Linked DNA regions of Homo sapiens: region 2 is linked to region 1. Evidence: read pairs that join two places in POLR2A ChIA-PET (ENCODE). Cell type or tissue: HepG2. All regions are shown on one strand. Each heading gives the region's core, and the rest is flanking DNA. Links, peaks and the distances in the headings are about the cores only.

Evidence for each region. Peaks named below come from ENCODE experiments on the same cell type or tissue, not always from the same donor. Only the 100,000 strongest peaks of a DNase experiment are listed, where the experiment ranks them.
Region 2: POLR2A ChIA-PET joins it to region 1 with 10 read pairs; 4 of 35 experiments call an interaction of 5 or more read pairs at or near these places.

What each region holds. Positions count from the first base shown.
Region 1 is chr2:113,084,628-113,094,377 of GRCh38, forward strand. It overlaps the pseudogene RNU6-1180P. Among named protein-coding and RNA genes, the nearest start is that of IL1F10, 22 kb to the left of the region's middle. RefSeq lists an enhancer at 3,965-4,259. In HepG2, for the core only: no CTCF peak of the experiment used is centred there; a DNase peak (open chromatin) is centred at 4,124.
Region 2 is chr2:113,151,019-113,160,768 of GRCh38, forward strand. No RefSeq gene overlaps it. Among named protein-coding and RNA genes, the nearest start is that of PSD4, 18 kb to the right of the region's middle. RefSeq lists a silencer at 6,044-6,573. In HepG2, for the core only: no CTCF peak of the experiment used is centred there; a DNase peak (open chromatin) is centred at 5,513; H3K4me3 peaks cover 1,753 bases.

The sequences.
Region 1 (9,750 bases), core at 2,301-6,300:
ACTCCAAGGAGCCACAAGTTGTTAAAGCAAAGAGCACAGCCAGATCAGGAAATCCATTAAGGCAAGCTACAAGCCGGGTCTTTATCAGGAGGGCAATATGGAGTCACCATGGATGATTTCAAGCAGGGGAGTGACACGATCAGATTGACCTCCTAAAATAGTTGCTTCTGGCTGCCAACTGGAGCATGGATTATTGGCACAGCCACTCAAGTGGTTTCCTTCAAGAATTGTTAGACACTCATCATCTCTCAACTGCAGGAGATTTGAGAGAAGTTAATAGATTTAAGGCATCTTTGGGAGGTAGAGTTAATAGATTTTGGTGGTTTATTGTAGGCAGAGTGAGAGAGTCATTGTGAAGGTTTCTTGTTTTGGTGTCTATTGGTAGGTGTCTCTACTAATGAGTGGTGGTTCTATTGATGGGTGGTGATTCTATTCACTGACATAAGCAATGCTGGAAAAGAAAGTGGTAGTTTGGGAGCAGAGAGTGTGGAAATCATAAGCTCTGCTTTTGCCTATGTTGAATTTTGAGGTGTATGTGAGCATCCAGGTAAAGGATTTCAGTGGGCAGTTACATATGCAGATATGGAGTGCAGGAGAGAAATTTGGAATGGAGATATAAATTTCAGAGTTTTCAGCACAAAGAAGATGAACTTATGAGGTGAATGAAATGAAGAGAGAGGTTAGTTTAAGAGAGGAGATGGCCCAGGAGAGAGAGATATTTGAGAGGCAGGCAGAAGATGAAAAGCCTTCTATGGAGGTTTAGAAGGAGAGGCCTGGAGAGGCAGAAGGAAAATCAGGAGAAGTGGAATCATGGAAGTCTATATAAGAGGGCTTTAGGGCGAGAGCCAGCAGTGTCGGATGCTAACAGTAGATCAAGTCCAGAAAAGTTTGAAAAGTGTCCACTGGATCTAGGAGCTAAAAACTCCAGAGTGCCTTCAGAAGAGTGATTGTGCAAAAGTGAAGATGAAGGGTCTTCAGGAGTGAGTGGAAAGTGAGAACACAGAGACAGTGAGTAGGGAGAATTATTTTAATAACTTTGGCTGTGAAGGGGAGGAGAAAGAGAAGGGTGTAGCTAGAGGGAGTCATGGGGCTAAGGAAAGAAACTGTCAAGATGTGGCAGGTTTAAACAAGTGTGAAAGCTGATAGGAAGGAAGGAGCCAGTGAAGGACAGGTTGGAAAAAACAGGGCGAGGTTACAGTATGAGTACATGCATGAGCTCTCGAGCAAACCTGCCTGGATTCAAATTTCCACTCTGTTATTTCTCATCAGAGAAAATAGAATGAAATTGATGTACTCAAATTACTGAAAAAATTATAAGTGTAGGAGAGTCATGCTTTTCTTATTTTCTAATGAATCCGGGAGCAAAGAAAAATGTCAGTGTCTGGCTGGGCGCAGTGGATCACACCTGTAATCCCAGCACTTTGGGAGGCTGAGGCGGTCTGGTCACCTGAGGTCAGGAGTTCGAGACCAGCCTGGCCATGTTGGTGAAACCCCGTCTCTATTAAAAATAAAAAGTTAGCTGTGTATGGTGGCATGCACCTGTAGTCCCAGCTACTAGGGAGGCAGATGCAGGAGAATCACTTGAACCCAGGAGGCAGAGGTTGTAGTGAGCTGAGATCATGCCACTGCACCCCAGCCTGGGTGACAGAGCAAGACACCATCTCAAAAAAAAAAAAAAAAAAAAAAAAGGCTGGGCACGGTGGCTCACACCTGTAATCCCAGCACTGTGGGAGGCCGAGGTGGGCAGATCATCTGAGGTGGGGATTTCGAGACCAGCCTGACCAACATGGAGAAACCCTGTCTCTACTAAAAATACAAAATTAGGTGGGCACGTTGGCACATGCCTGTAATCACAGCTACTCAGGAGGCTGAGGCAGGAGAATTACTTGAGCTGGGCAGGTGGAGATTGCAGTGAGCCGAGATCATGCCATTGCACTCCAACCTGGACAACAAGAGCAAAACTCTGTCTCAAAAAAAAAAAGTGTCAGTTACCTTCTTTAGAATTAGCAATAAATCTTTTCAGTATTTATACCATTAAAAATTTATATCATTCAAAATATGAAAATACTTTTTCAGTATTATTTCCATTTATCTATTTATCTATGTTTCATGTATCTATTGCTGTGGAATAAACCACCCTTAAACTTAATGGCTTAAAAATAGAAATCATTTAATCTGCGCTCGCTTCGGCAGCACATATACTAAAATTGGAACAATACAGAGAGGTTTAGCATGGCCCCTGCACAAGGATGGCATGCAAATTCATAAACCGCTCCATAAGAAATAACTTTTTTTTTTTTACAAAAGAAAATACCTATTCTCCTTTGTGACTCTGTAATTGGGCAGGATTCAGTGGGGACATAGGGACATCTTGTCTTCACTCCACTCAACATCAACTGAGAGGAGTCTAAGGGTGGGAACTGGACTGGTCAGATGACTGCCTTACTCACAGGTCTGGAGATTGATGCTGGATCTCTGCTGGGACCTCAGCGGGACTGTTGGCCAAACCACCTTTGCTTGGCCTCTTCATGACACCTGGGCTTCCCCACAATATGGCAACTGGGTTTCAAGAGTAAGGGCTAGGAGAGAGAGAGAGTCAGGCAGAAACTATATAACTTTTGATGACTTCGCTTCAGAAGTCATTCAGCATAACTTTTGCCTCGTTCTATTCACTAATGTCAGTCTGCATTCAAAGGGAGGAAAATCATACTCCACTTCTTAATGAGAAAAGTCTCAAAGAATTCATGGGCATGTTTTAAAATCAGAACAGCAACAAGTTGCCAATTAAGATAACAAATTACAGGTTTCATTTTCAGGGTTGTTTCTACAGTACTTTGAAACATTTTCTGAAATCTTCAGTGTCTTACACTGATTAATAAACATAAGGAATGTACGTTCATAATATATCCCTCTTTTGTTCAAATCTTTGCAATGACATATTTATTTTAACTAGGAACAGAAAAGTTGGAGATGGCAGCCAGGTGCAGTGGCTCATGCCTGTAACCCCAGCACTTCGGGAGGCCAAGGCGGGTGGATCACGAGGTCAGGAGCTCGAGACTAGCCTGGCCAACATGGCAAAACACTGTGTCTACTAAATATACAAAAATTAACAGGGCTTGGTGTCATGTTCCTGTAATCCCAACTACTCGGGAGGCTGAGGCTTAAGAATCACTTGAACCTGGGAGGCGAAGTTTGAGCCGAGATCGTGCCACTGCACTCCAGCTGGGCAATAGGATGAAACTCCGTCTCAAAAAAAAAAAAAAAAAAAAAAGAAAAACAGAAAAGTTGGTGACAGCAGTGGGTATTTGTACAGGTCTTTATAATGCACAGAAAAAAAGTGCTAGTCTTGCGGCTGTTCTCAGTTTAATGCCTCCCAGATGAATTCTTTGAAAAAGTTTATGTTGCAAAACCACTGAAGCTGTGAGGGAGTGGGGGCACCTGTATCAGAGAACTTTTTGTTTGTTTGTTAATTCTGAAGACTAGAAGCACTATAAGCGATATTATTTGTATGATAAGCAACAGCTCAGGCCTTTGGGCTCTTAAGATTTTCTCAGCCGAAATGAAATAAGAACGAAAAGCAGTTTCATTTAATAATAGTGGGATAAAGAATATAGAGCATTTTTCTTCCCCTTTGTGTAAACATGGTTAAGTAAAGTGGGTGTAACAGTAATAAGAACCACCACTTCACAGGCTTCTATGGGGAAGACTGGGTTCACTCATGCACTCCAAGCCCTTAGCACAGAGCCAGGCACACTGAGGTATGACTAAGTGACTGAGGATGACTGATGATGTGAGAGCCTTGAGGAGCCTGAATGGGACACAAAGCAAATGCAGAGGGACTGGCCTTGGGTAAGAGTGGGCTCCTGCTTCTATTGAATGAGAGAGAAGAGAGAAAGCATAAAGAAAGTTTCAATAGGTTTTAATGTGGGCTAATGGGGAACTGAGAAAGTGTCCTTCTCCTAGCTTCTATTACTTTGCTATAAGTGAGGAAAAAGGAGATGGGCTAGGAGATTGAAGTCAGTGGAGTAGGCTGGAAATATTTTCTGTGGAGATGGGTCAGCCAGCTCATTATAGAAACATGAAAGGTTTGCTAAGCAAACATGGGGCCAGTTAGTTTTGGATATCATCAGTGTGGGGCAGTGGCTTTGGGTTAGTCTGGGAGGGTGGACCTTGGACAGATCCAGAGCTTTCCACACAGTGCAATGGGAGGGCAAAGGAGCCAAACAGTGGAGAATATTGATGAAAGAATGGTCCAAGTGAGCAACTGAAGGAAGTGAAGACCTCCAAGGAGGAGGTGGTAGAGCAAATTTGAGCAGGTTAAAGGATGGAAGGTTTCTGTGTGGTTGAAATGCCTGAGCAATGGGAATAATGAAGAATGAGAAAGAGAGAGAGAGAGAACAAGACTGCTATCGGTTGTGGTCAGAGGGTAGTATAGTAATTTTTACAGAAAGGTCATGGTGTTAGTCATCCAAATGGACATTAAGACCCCTTGGGGATTAGGACAAAGAAGAGAGCTAGGTTCCAGTGACAAATATTTAATAAATAGGGGAGAATGACTAGGCAGTCAGTAGCTGAAAGCTACAAAGAGAGATATAGGATGGTAAAAACGTTAAAGGACTGATGCTTTTGTTTGTTTTTGTTTTTGTTTTGTTTTACAAAGGCTGGAGAAGTCACAATCTGAAAATGTCAGTAGAGAGATGACCCCATGCTGGCCCTGTGATATCCAGATGGTAGGGGCATGAGCTTCTTCTCCTTGAGAAAGATGCAGGGCAAACATGGTCCCAGAGGATAGCCAGGTCTCCGCCAAGGCACAAATTGAGAAAACAGTTAGAAAAGAGAATGGAAAAAAATAGATAGGTTTATTCATTTAAAAAGTAACTATCAAGCACCTGCTCTGTGCATGATACTGTTTTGGGCGTTGAGATGCATCTGTGAATAACACATAGTAAGGAATTTACATTCTAGCGGTAGGAGACAGAGAATAAATGCCTGAGCAAATACATACTCAATATAAATTTGGATAGTGATACAGGCTGTGCAGAAAAAATATCTGCTATTAGATGAACAGTGAAGGTGAGCAGAGAAAGTGGAGGTTTGCTACAAATTGTGTTCTCCAAAGGAAATGGAGAGTGCTGTGGGAGTTGTGTTGACAGTAACCCTAGATAGATTTTATTGTATTAATGCTTGCTAGAATAAATAGCTCTACTGAATAGCAGATGGAGGAAAGCACACTGGGCTTTGCAAATCATCACTGTGATGCATGTAATTTTGCAGCACTGCCAGGGTTTCTCACAGCAACTCATTCCCATTGTGGCCCCTTAGGGAAAGCTGTGACCAGTGCAAGATCTCTCCTACCTGCATGACCTCAGGGCCAGCAACAGACAATTGCAACTCCTGCCCACAGACTCCATGGGTCAGGGAACCACTGGAAAGCAAAGCAGACACTTGCTGTATCAGGGTTGGAGGAAGCCTTTGAGGCCCTTTGCATGCAGCTCAGAGAGGAATGGCATTCTCAGGTTGAGCAAAGGGAAGTGGCTAGCACTTCAGACATGACACTCATTGAAGCTTGGAGGAGACTTTTTTAGGGCAAAGAAAGGGAAGTTTTATTTCACTCATGGTTAGTAAACATAAGACATGTACATTCTTAATACATCTCCAAATAACATTAGAGGAAGACCAGGAACAATGCTGAGGGGATAGAGCTATAACCGACTGGGGTGAGAAGTGGGGGCATTTGGGAAGGGTGAGAAGTGGGGGCATTTGGGAAAGAGTCCTCATTCCAAGTGGCCTCAAGGTCAGTATCTGGGCTCCTGTGATTCTCTCTGATGCTCTGATTGGCCACTGCATTGGAAATGCCACTCAGGCTCAGATTGGTGCCCTCCTTGTGTGTTTTTTCTTTATCACATATCCTACAGTCCACTTTCCTGATTCTCTCCTAACATGTGCCTCTTCTTGAGATCAAGAGGAAGATATTATTTTCTAGTTACAGTTAAAGTTTTTCCTTTTTAAAATGACCAAATTAATTCATTGATACCTCATTTATTCCCACCTTTTGAGCTCTCATTATATTCAAGACACTATTGTAAAAAATGGAGACTTAAAGATAAAAATAATGTTATAATTCACCCAGCAGGAAGAAGAGATAATTTTTTTGAATGACGCTACAAAATAATGTAAATGTTGGGTTTCCCTTTACTCCACATTCTCTCCTTCAGGCATCTCCAAGCTTCAACCATAACTGACAGATCTTTATCTTTAGTGCATTTTTCTCTTCTAGCTTCCAGGTTTGTACATCCAGTTTCCAACTGGACACTCCATTTAGCATCCCATCTGCATCTCAAACACAACACAACTCAAATGGAATTAACCGTCTCCCTGACTACCCTTAGAATCAATCTGTTCCTCCACCTCTTGTATCATCTTTCTCAATGAATGATGCTATTGCTGCCCGCCAGTTATCTAAGCCTTTAAATAATAATACCCTTGATCCCTTCTACATTCAATAGTCACTTCCCATATTTAGTAGTTACTAGGTCCTATTGAGTCTACCTCCTAAACATTTCTAGGGTTTTCTCTCCATCCTCACGGTCAGCACTGTGGGTTAGACTCTTGTCTCCTTATCTGTAGGTCACTGAACAACCTCCCAGCTAGTCTCCTTACCACAAAGTCTTGCCTCCATTTTTTTTTTGTTTTGTTTTGTTTAGGAGCAGAGGTTTAATAGGAAAAAGGAAGAGAAAGGAGAATGGCTCTCTCTTGCGAGACAGAGGGGCTCCCAAATGGGAATTCCCAGTCTTGCTTTGTTCTAAAGCAGGTCCACATTGCTACATAGGGATGGCACCCTGCCTTTTCTTCAATGGCTCCCCACATGTTTGTAGCACAGAAAAGGCTCCTCAGATTCTGGGCCTTGCCAATCTTCAGGTCATTTCTCCATTGCCCTTCCGGATTCTTGTACATGCAGCAAATTTAATAACAGCCATTATGATTATGAGGTTCTTAAAGATTCTCCAGGATGCTGTCATCTCTCACAAGTTCTGTCTTTGCACAGAACTTGTATCTCAACTTCTGTTTGGAAAATCCTTCCTCTTCTACTTCCCTGGTTAATTTTCTCACATTTCAGAGATCAGCTGAAAACTCAACCCCTCTTGGAAACCATGTGTAGCTCTGCAGCTTTTTCTCAGCAGCCACGAGACACTGGATCGCCCCCAGCATAACACTTGCCAAATGGCATGTTAATTGTGAGCCTCTTCCATGAATCTGTAGGTAGTTCAAGGGCAGAACTGTGCCCTGTGTGTTTGTATCTCCAGTGACTGACTTGTACTGGATACTCAATAAATGTGTGTTAAATGAATACATGAAAAAAGGGAGAAAGAATGAAAGGAAGAAAGGGAAGAAAGAAGAAAGGAAAAGAAAAGGAAGGGAAGAAGGAAGGGAGGAAGAGGGGGAGGAAGAGGGAAAGGGAGAAAAATGTAGACTATGGGAATGAAGAGGAGCAATAACTAACTTTAAATCCTATACTAAATAGGCAGTACAGTCTTCAAAGAAGAGGAGATGTTTGGGCCAACTGTTGAGGTAAAGGGAAGAGTTATCCAGGCAGAGTAAGGGCAAGGGGATTTTTAGACACAGCCAAGAACGCGCACAAGCAGAGAGGTATGCAAAAGGGTGAAATGTTGGTTAATTTGTTGGGATTCAGTGAAAGACTATAGGAAGTACCCTAGCTAGTTTAATGGGAAAATGTTTCCATATAAAGAATTTGGTTCTTACAGAGTCAGCTGGAGGACCACAGGAATGGGCTTTTGACTGGACATCCAGGAATAATTCCCAGAGGGACACTGTAAAACTGGCTTGCTGGAGAGCCATCATCTCTGTCACAATCAGGAAAATGCTGCTACACTGCTGGCTCCAGCAACACGGCACTGGGGCCCAGTGCAGGGATCACACAGCTGTTGGCTCCAGAAAAATACGGCTTTACCTATAATCCGGAGATCAGAAAGTTACCTCCTGAAGCATGCTGTGCTTGCTAAAATATGCAGTAAGGAAATAGATGGCTCTAGGTCAGGCGTGGTGGCTCACGCCTGTAATCCCAGCACTTTGGGAGGCCGAGGTGGGTGGATCACCTGAGGTCGGGAGTTCTAGACCAGCCTGGCCAACATGGTGAAACCCTGTCTCTACTAAAAATACAAAAATGAGCCGGGCATGGTGGCAGATGCCTATAATCCCAGCTACTCGGAGGGGCTGAGGCAGGAGAAGCCCTTGAACCTGGGAGGCAAAGGTTGCAGTGAGCCAAGATTGCGCTATTGCATGCCAGCATGGAGGACAAGAGTGAGACTTCGTCTGAAAAAAAAAAAAAGAAAAAAGAAAATAGATGGCTCTATTTAAATAATGTATTCCAAATGTCAGTCTGCCAAGAATGCATCTGCTTGGCAGAATTGAAGTCACATCTGGAACTCTTGCTGTGAGAGAGTCTGAGAAATGTGGGTTTTAGCTTTCCAAGCACTGCAGGAATGAGTTGGGTGGGTGCTAAGAGAGACATTGAGTAGCCAAGCCACCATCTGTACTACCTCTTCCATGTCTTCTGAGGTGTAGGAACCAGAAATGGTCTGTGTATGTCAGTAGGGATAAGCCAGAGCTCTTTGTAGAGTGGTTTCCCCTCCTGCTCCCCGGCCATGCTGGGGCACTACGCAATTTGTGTACCTTTATCCCCATGGTGGAAAGTTGAGCCAACACTCTCACATTCTTCTCAAGTGAAGCCTGTGCTCCTTTTCTGGGTTTCCACCGTGCAGCTTAGAGCCCAGCTTAGCATCACCATATCTGGGGACAGTGCTCATAGGGTGGCTGACTCACAGAGACTAACTTGATACTCTTCTACAAGTGAATGTAGTACAGAGTATGGGGCTTGGAGGAGAGGTCTTGTCCCACCATGAGCCCTACTCTTCAATAGCTGTGTGACCCTGGACAGACTCCTGCAATGTTCTGGATCTTGTTTGGTGCTTTGTGATATCAAAATGCTCACTCATAAAGTGAGTGGTCAGGATAGGAGCTACTGCCACAGGTAATCCAATGCCTTTTGTGTCTTGCTTCACTCCCTCAGATTCAAAGTCTTCAGTAAGAGCATCCATGTGACCTATAAGCAAAGGCTCATGTGCCCACACTTTCCTCACTATCAGGGAGGAGGAAGGGAGTAGTTGGTTCTTTCTGGTTATGAAATGGAAGGCAGAGCCCTGTCTTCCACCAAAACGAGACCAGTGTGGAATTCATCCCCAAATGGAAAGCATGTTTAGTTAATGGGTAGAAAATTTAAAAGCCACTACACTGCGAATGCCTGTATAATTGCACATATTTTTAAATAGAGATTGCTCACTTTTGCTTCCTCCTGGGCATGACACTGATATCCATGAAATCATAAGTTTAATGGACTGTGTATTTCTATTACATCTTGAAATAAACACATAATAATACTATTAAAACACAGAAATACATCCTGAGATCTGAAATTAATCCTGTGTACCACCAGTGATATACATCACATACTTTAGGAACCCAAATGCAAAGTGTTGACAACAATTAGTGTGGCAAATTAATCTTTATGGGTAGATCCATGTGCATCAGTCAGGTCTCTGTGGAACAAGCAGTGGAAATAGACTTCAGACTAATTTAAACAGAAATTTATTTATTTTTAGAAAAAAGTATTCAAAAAAAATCAGGTTAGTTCCCAGAATTAATAGGAAAGCTGGATAACTGGCTTAGAAAATG
Region 2 (9,750 bases), core at 3,818-7,817, 68 kb after region 1:
GAAATTCTGGGTCATACGGAAACTCTACGTTTCATGTTTTGAAGAATTCCCAAACTGTTTTCCAAAGTGGCTGCACCATTTTACAAACCTACCAAAAGTATATGAGATTTCCAATTTTTTGCAACCTTGCCAATACTTGTTATTATAGGTACTTTTTATTATAGCCAATCCAGTACCTTATTGTGATTCTGACTTGTGTTTCCCTGATTGCTAATGAAGTTGAGCATCTTTTCATGTGTTTATTGGTAATTTGTCTACCTTAGAGAAATGTCTATTCAGGTCCTTTGCCTATTTTAAAATTGAATTCTTCTTTCAATGATTGGGCTATAAGTATTATTTATATATTAGATACAAGTCCCAGGGTTCATTTTTTTAATCATATATATTTCTAGTTGCTCCAGCACTGTTTGTTGAAAAGGCTTTTCTTTCTTCATGAATTATCTTGACACCTTTGTCAAAAGATATGTAGATATATATTAGGACACTTTAATTCTGTTACATTGATCTGTTTTTATATATTTATGCCATTCTAATTTGAAGGATTTCCTCACATTTCCTGTGATTTCTTGTTTGACCTATGAGTTATTTGGAAGTACATTGCTTTATTTCCAAACATTTGAATATTTTCTTACATAGGATATTATTATGGGTTGCTAATTTAGTTCCGCGGTAGTCAGGATCTTATGATTTCTTCCATTGAAATTTAGAGATTCTTCTATAGTTCATGAATCATAAGTCTTGGTGAATACTCCATGAGCCGCTGAAAAGAATATGTATTTTGCCATTGGTGGTGTAATATTATATGATGTCAATTTGGTCAAGTTGAACAATTATGTTGTTCAAATCTGTATCCTTAATAATTGTTTGTATATTTGTTTTATTAATTATTGAGAAATGGGTTTTATCACGTCCAACTAAGTGGGTTTTCTGCTTCCATTTTTGCTTGACATATTTGGAAATTCTGTTGTTACATTCCTATACATTTAGGATTGTTATGTTTCTTCTTCTTCCTCTTCCTCTTGTTCTTCTTCTAGTTCTTCTTTTCTTCTTCCTTCTCTCTTTTGAGACAGAGTCTCACTCTGTCACCCAAGCTGGAATGCAATGGCAGGATCTTGGCTCACTGTAACCTCCTCCTCCTGGGTTCAAGCAATTCTCCTGCCTCAGCCTCCTGAGTAGCTGTGATTACAGGCGTGTGCCACTGCACGCAGCTGATTTTTGTATTTTTAGTAGAGACAGGGTTTCACCATGTTGGTCAGGCTGGTCTTGAACTCCTGACCCCAGGTGATCCACTCGCTTTGGCCTCCCAAAATGCTGGAATTACAGGCATGAGCCACCGTGCCCGGCTTGTTATGTCTTCTTGATAAATTGATCCTTTTGTCATTTTAATATGACCTTTTTTATTTCTGGTAATTTGCTTGTATTAAAGCCTACTTTGTCTAAAATTCATATTATATAGTATATTTTCCCTATACTTTTACTTTCAACTAGTCTGGGTTTTTATATTTAACGTGTGTCTTGTAAACACAGTATAGTTGGGTCTTGTTTTCTTAGCCTATTTGACAGGTCTATCTTTTATTTAGGGTATTTAGTGTAATTATTGATACATTTTCTATCTTGCTATTTGTTTTATGTGTCCTCCCTCTTCTTAATTTTTTCTTACTTCCCTGACCTCTCTTGGGTAAGCTATTTTTCAGTGATAATTTTTATATCTTCTACTGGATTTTAGTCTGAATTAATATTATAAAATATCATACACAACATAAAAATCTTACAATGTACTTCCATTTTTCTTCCCCTTCTGTGCTTTGTGCTTTTCTTGTTATACATCTTGCTTCTATAAATGCCACAAATCTCCCAAAATCTTACTATTTTTGCTTTAGTCAATGAACTTTTAAATAACTTAATACAAACGTGAAAAAGTATTTTATATTTATCCATATATTTATCATTCCCACTGCTCTTCATTGCTTCACTGTAGATTATAATTTTTATTTAATATCATTCCCTTTATCTTGAATAATTTATTTACTTTTCATATAATACTGTCGGATTTTATTTATTTGAAGATGTCTTACTTCCTATTTACAAATTTTTTAGGGGATAAAGTCACTGTAAGTTGCTAGCTTTTTTCCTTTTAGCACTTTAAAGATGATATTCCATTCTGGCTCGGCCTGGTGGCTTACGCCTGTAATCCCAGCACTTTGGGAGGCCGAGGCCGGGGGATCACTTGAGGCCAGGAGTCCGAGAGCAGCCTAACAGCATGGCGAAACCCTGTCTCTATCAAAAATATGAAAATTAGCCAGGCATGGTGGCGTGCACCTGTAATCGTAGCTACTTGGGAGGCTGAGGCAAGGTAATCACTTGAACCTGGGAGGCAGAGGTTGTAGTGAGCCGAGCTTGCACCACTGCACTCCAGCCTGGGAGACAGAGCAAGACTCCATCTCAAACAAACAAACAAACAAAACAACATTTTGTCCTCTGGCCTACATGGTTTCTGATGAAAAATTATCCGTCATTCCTGTATGCAATGTACATTTTTTTATTTGGTTGCTTTTAAGAGTTTTATCTTTATCTCTGTTAAGTCAGTAACTGTGAAAGGGTCTGAGTTTTTATTCTGCTTGCAAGCTAACTAGATAACCCATCACAATTTCATAGATTCTAATAGAAGATGGTGGAAGACAATTTATTACTCACAGCAGCAGTAATACACAGACTCCTTGAGCCCCACTTTTTTTTTTCTTTTTTTTTTGAGACAGAGTCTCGCTGTGTCGCCCAGGCTGGAGTGCAAAGGCGCGATCTCGGCTCAATGCAAGCTCCACTTCCCGGGTTCAAACAATTCTCCTGCCTCAGCCTCCAGAGTAGCTGGGATTACAGGCGCCCGCCACCACGCCCGGCCTTGAGCCCCACTTTCTACAGGGACTTGTGATGAGCTCCATATGTTACCTGAACACATAGTGAAGCACATTACGAAAAGGGACCCTGGTCGGGCGCGGCGGCTCACGCCTGTCATCCCAGCACTTTGGGAGGCCGAGGCGGGCGGATCACGAGGTCAGGAGATTGAGACCATCCTGGCTAACACGGTGAAACCCCGTCTCTACTAAAAATACAAAAAATTAGCCAGGCATGGTGGCGTGCACCTGTAATCGTAGCTACTTGGGAGGCTGAGGCAAGGGAATCACTTGAACCTGGGAGGCAGAGGTTGCAGTGAGCCGAGATGGTGCCACTGCACTCCAGCCTGGGTGACAGAGCGAGACTCCGTCTTAAAAAAAAAAAAAAAAAAAAGGGACCCTAATATTAGGAGGCCCTGAACTTACACAGGGGCTGTTGGCAAACCTGCCCAGGCTTCCCCCTGGAGGGCAAAAGTTGGGATGTCTCTTCATTCTGGGGTAATAAAGATACAGATATCGCCTTCATTGATGTGGATTTATTTATATTCCTTTTGGCACTTTATTTAAAAAATGGTTATATTTCTGCTGAAATGCCTGGTTTCTTTACCCGTTATATCTATATTTTGCTGAAAGTGTTTTTTAACCATATTTATCATAGTTTTTCTTTTTAATTCCTTGTCTTTTGATCCCAATATCTTGGTCACCTGTGGGTCTATTTCGATTGATTTTTTTCTCTTGACTATGGCTCACATTTTCCTGCTTTTTTGAATGTCTAATAATTTTTTGTCATATGATGAACATTGTGAATGATACATTGTAGATGCTCTGCATTCTATTTTCCTTTGAAGAGTGTCAAGTTTTGTTCTAACAGTAAGTTAAATTATTGAAAACTCACCTTGGTTTTGTGGAGATTTGGTTTTGTGCTTTGTTTGGATGAATTTCTTTTGGTTTTGTCCCTAATTCTAGGGTATATCCCTTAATGCTGGGATGCAGTCTTTCCTGCTAAGGGGTGGTCATTCTAGGGTTTCAGTGGAAAGCACAATAGAACCAAGTCCCTCTCAGATGGTGGAACTTTCCCAGAGACGGTAACTAACTGCTCAGATCTCTGCTCACTATTGATCTCCTTCAGGTTATCTAGATTCTTCCTCCTTGCATTGTTCATTCAGGAATCTGCCAAGAGTTTAAAGGAGTTTGCATGTAGTTGTTGGGCTTCTGTTCTTTGTGGCTCCCTCCTTCAGGATTTCCCCCCTCAAAGACATCCCACTCAGCCTCCCAAGTTTACAATTTACAAGTGTACCTCACACTACTGCTTATATTCCCTGCTAGCTGCAAGCTCTTGGAGTTTTCAGTTCATTGTTTTAACCAGTGCTTGGCATATATACAGTAGGTGAATACTGAAGTGAATATTTGTAGAGTGAAGAAATGAACTAATAAGTTATAGGATTATTAAACCTAGCATCAGATCCCCATCTAAAAAGATTAAGCAGTAGTGTTGCACATTGATTTAGAGCAAGGGTCCCCAATCCCCTGTTCATGGCCTGTTAGGACCATGTTGGGGGTGGGGGATTGAGAGCAAAGCTTCATCTGCATTTACAGGCACTCCCCATTGCTTGTATTACCACCTGAGCTCCACCTCCTGTCAGATCAGCTGCGGCATTAGATTCTCATGGGAGTGCAAACACTATCGTGAACTGTGTGTGCGAAGGATCTATGTTGTGCATTCCTTATGAGAATCTAGTGCTTGATGATGTGTCGCCGTCTCCTATCACCCCTAGATGGGATTGTCTAGTTTCAGGAAAACAAGCTTAGTGCTCCCACTGATTCTACATTATGGTGAGTTATAAAATCATTTCATTATATATTACAATGTAATAATAACAGAAATAAAGTGCACACAATAAATGTAAGGTGCTTGAATCATCCTGAAACACCATCCACTCCCACCTCCCCTATCTGTGGAAGAATTGCCTTCCACAGAAACCAGTCCCTCCCTGGTGCCAAAAAGGTTGCAGACTGCTGATTTAGAGCATGGTCTTTGGGTCTTGCCTGATTGCCTGTCCGTGCGTCCTTGATCAGGTTACTCAGCCTCTCTGTGCCTCAGTTTCCTCATGAGGTGTAAAGCTTCCTAACTCATAGGGTTGCCGTGAGGATTAAATGTTTTAGGACAGCTTATTGCCTAGCACTCAATAAATATTAGGTGTTATCATGGTTGTTGCTGCTTGTAGAGAGCCTGGTCAGCTTCATTTTAGCAGCATCAAATCAAGAAATGGACCTCTCTAGGTTGCCAATTCCTAGGGGAGCTAAAATGTTCACTAGATATTGTGAATAAATGTGAACTTTCAAGAGCCAATTCTTCAAGATGGATCCTGAGTGGCTAACTCGGCCTAAATCTGTTTTATTTTATTTTATTTTTCCGTTTTTACATGTCAAATAACTGGACTGTATTGGTCTAAATTCAAAATAGAGCCAAGTGGTCACTTGCTGACTAAAGGTCACATATGCTGAGCTCTCTGGAAACCAGCACCTTCTTGTTTCTGGGATTTTCAGAGCTCACCTGAACCAACCAATCAGAGCTCACCTGCCTTGGCCAATCAGGGCTCAGCTGTATCACCCAGTCAGGACTCAGATGTATTGATCGATCAGAAGTTGGCCTTGTAAAGCAATCAGAACTAAGCAAATTTCAAACCTTCATTTGCACAGGAAACCTGTGTGGGACCATTTGCTATGAAACCCGAGCCTTCCCTTTGTTCTTTGGAAGGGCACCTTTGTTTTACAATAAAGGTTGTGCCTCTCCAGTTTACAAACTGCTTACTGGAAGATTCCTTCTGGAGAACTTTTATTCACAATATACAGGAAATATGGAATCATTTAACTCAAAATGTCATTATACGGTGCCTTACATAGTTACAGAAATAGAAACCAGATAGTGCCATCAAGGGTGATATTGAAAAATAATAGCGTCTCGCCAATGACAACCTGTTCTGAGCTTATGTTTGCTAAAATAGATTGAGTGTAAAATCACAGCTATTTGCTTCTGTGCCACCAATCCCCAAACCAACTAGTGAATGTTCACCGTAAGCCAACAGTTACAGACAGGTGAAATTTGGAAATCAAATAATGCAACTTTTTCTTGTGCCCAGTGAATGGTAAATGAACAAGGGGTTTGTAGGGACTCCAGACAGTCCCTGTCAAGGCTCACGCGTATCTGGGGCGGGCCTCAGTTTCCGGTTCAGGTACTGGAAAAATAACCGGAGGGCTTTGCAGAGCCTGCGGCCCGGTAGCGCACAGGCCAGACGACGGCGCCGTGCGGGGCGCGCAGGAGGTACCCGGCCTGCCCGGCGGCCCAGCCCGGCGCCACAGCGGTCAGACCAGTCCCACAGCTTCGCCCCCGCCACCCCCAACCCCGGCCCGGCCTCAGCCCGCCCCTCCCCGCCCTGCGCCGCCGCCCGCCCGCCTGCGCTCCCGGAAACCGAGTCCCTCCTGCGAGCGCGCAGAGCCGGACTGGCCCAGCCCCCCGCGCGCGCAGCCGAGGCCCCGCAGCTCTCGCCGCCCCCAGCCGGCGCCTGGGCGCGGGGCCGTGGGGCGCGCGGGCCCGCGGGAGGCCGGAGCAGGAGCCCGGCGGGAAATGGGTAAGGGACCACGGGGAGGCCTGGGCCGGGCGGGGGCACCCCCGGCCGTCGCCGCCCTCGACGGTGACCGTGTGCCGTGCAGCGCTCTCGCCACGCCGGCGAGCACCTGCGGAGCGGCTGTCGCTGAGGGTTAGGGTCCCTGGAGCCGGAGAGAGGGTTGAGAGCGAGCAGGGGACCCTGAGGATCCAGCCTAACCGAGCGGCGGAGACTGGGACGGCAAGGGGACGCTGTCTCCACTGAAGGAGTCAGCCTGGGCTCTCTCGCCGCGGGCGACTCCAGCCGCGCTGTTGGATCCTGGCTCCAAGCCCCGCTGGCTGGCGAGCAGGAGGAGCCCTTAAAGCCATCCAGGTGTCAGAATCAGGCGACACTGAGGGCTTTGCTCCTAATCTGTCATGGCCCTGTGCCTCAGTGGTTTCTGGTGCTCATGACCAGGCCAGGCTGTGGCCCCGGCTTGGTGGGAGCTGCCCCCCCGGGACTGCACTGGGCTAGAGGACCAGGCAGCTCTTCTCTACCCCCTTGGGTGCTGGCCCTCCTCCTAGGTGTGTCTAGCAAGAAAGTATGAGAGATTTCTGGGAAGGTAAAAAGTGTCTGCACAGCTGACAAACTCATATCCCTCTAGGATTTCTTTTTGGCTCTAGAATTGTCTAGCTCATCTTTTCTGTAGGATGATGGAGCTAAGAATGTGAGTGAGTTCTTTGCTGGATTTTTCCACGCTGCAGGATGGACTTGCTGCTCTGGTCAATGCACTCGCCAGACCTCTGTGTCCATGGTCCGCATGTCTAGGTCAGGGGACCAGTATCAAAGTGAAGACTGGGCAAGTAAGCCCCACCTGCCCTTGAACCTCAGGCTTGGCCCCTCCCGAGGCCCAGAGCTGATTGAATGTTAATTAGCAACTAATTGGATGTCCATGAGACTCTCTACATAAAGAACACACCAAGGTCAGGTTTAGACAGTGTGTAGTGCCAAGTGATTCATTCTTTTCTTCCAGACGTGATATTTCCTGTATGTGAAGCATATAAAGAAGAGTCATTCATTCACTCATCTAGCAGATATTTACTGAGTGTCAACTACGAATCAGGCATGCAGGCACTGCGAATACTACTGCTCTTATTTGCATATGGGTTGGAAAGAGAAAATAAGCAAGTAAGCTGTTGAATGACATTATTTCAGAGAGCAATAAATGCTGAAAACACAAAACTGAAAAATTCCCAAAAAGAGGGATATGGGGCATGACAGTGAAACGTATAAGAGAAATTGGGCCTTAACTAGAAAGTGTAGCAAACAGACTTTCTAAATTAGGTGGGAAAATGGTCTCATGTTCAGGTCCTCAAAATCTAGGGGCACAGAATGAGGTGCCCTCTGTTCCTATCAGCAGGGAGTTATAAGCTGCTTATAAAGGATCAGTGAGAAATGAACTAGTGGTGAGTAGCCCCTCTCTAAGAGTATGTTTCTTATTGGGAAGCTTAAATCTAAGACAGAGATTAAGATTCCCAGAAAACATGGTCTATTGACTCACTCACTCATTTGTATATTTATTCAACAAATATTTATTGAAGGCCTGTATGTCCCAGGCACTATTCCAGGTTTTAAGGATACATCAGTGAACAAGACAATCCTGCATCTCACAGAGCTTATTTCTTGTGGGAGAAACAGACAATAAACAACATAGCAATTTTAATGTCGTGTCAGATGAAGGATCTGAAGAAAAGCAAGGCAGCTTAAGGGGTTAAAGTTGATAGGGGCTGCTGTGTTCAACAGAGTAGTCAGGACAGGCTGTGCTTAGATGAAATTTGAGCAGAGACGTGAATGTATGTGGGACATAGCCATGTGACTGCCTGGGGGAAGAACATTCCAGGCAGAGGGAACAGCAAGTGCAAAGGCCCTGAAGCCAGAGCGAGGCATGAAAATGCTGGGCATGCTGGACGAACAGGGAGGAGGTCAGTGTGGCTCTGGGGTGGGGAGCAGGCATCTCAGAGACTTGTCTTAAAGGAGGCTGGGGTAGGGCTCAGCCTTGACCAAAGGCACCCAGGAAAGCAGATGGTGTCCCTCACTGCTGTGGCAGGAAGATTTACAATCTCCAACTTATGGACAGGCCTGGTAGTTTATGCCAAGTAGGGCAAGAAGTGATCAACAGAGATGGAGAGCATGTCTTTTGCTAGGAGAGGTATCATTTGCTTTTCTTACTCACACTCTGCATCCTTCAAAACATTATGGGCAGCCTAACTAACATGGTGAAATCCCGTCTCAGCTAAAAATACAAAAATTAGCCAGGAGTGTTGGCGCTTTCCTGTAATCCCAGCTACTCGGGAGGCTAAGGCATGAGAATCGCTTGAACCCAGGAGGCAGAAGTTGCAGGAGCGGAGACTGTGCCACTGCACTCCAGCCTGGGCGACAGAGTGAGACCTTGCCTCGAAAATAAAATAAAATATAATAATCATCATAATAATAACATTATGGGGCCACACAATGAGAATTAAGTGGGCAGCAGACCCTGAGGTTTTCAAATTTAGTATTAGGTTGGTGCAAAAGCAATTGTGACGTTTGTCATTACTTTTAATGGCAAAAACCACAATTGCTTTTGCACCAACCTAATAAATGCCCAGGGAATGAAAGATGAGAAAAAACCTGCCTTCCGGGAAAATTCCAATAATCTATTTTTATTTTCATCCTTAAAACTATTAGATGATCTCATTAACAGGTTTTTCTTAAAAAAAAAAAAAAAAAACCAGCCCAAGAGCATATAAATCATTAGCATTTATTGAACACATACTATATGCCAGGCCCTACTTTGGGTAACTTGTGTGCAGTAACACAAATAATTCCCGCAGCAAGTCTATGCAGTTTATACTATTATGATCCCACTTCACAGATGGGAAAACTGAGGCCCAGAGCAAGTAAGAAAGTTGGCCAAGGTTACATGGGTAGTAAGTGAAGAATCAGAATTTGCCATCAGCTGGTGCCATTTTTGAGCCAAGTGCTCTCATACTATGCTGTAACAATGTCAGAGAGCCAACCTTGGGCCCAAATTTTGAAGATATTCTGTCCACCAAAATGGACTTCTGACTGCCCTAACTTTTGGAGAAGCTCCTAGTTGGCAAATGAAATTGGTCCCTTTATAAAATAGTCGTGGCTGGCCGGGCGTGGTAGCCTGTAATCCCAGCACTTAGGGAGACTGAGGCTGGCAGATCACTCAAGGTCAGGAGTTCGAGACCAGCCTGGCCAACATGGTGAAA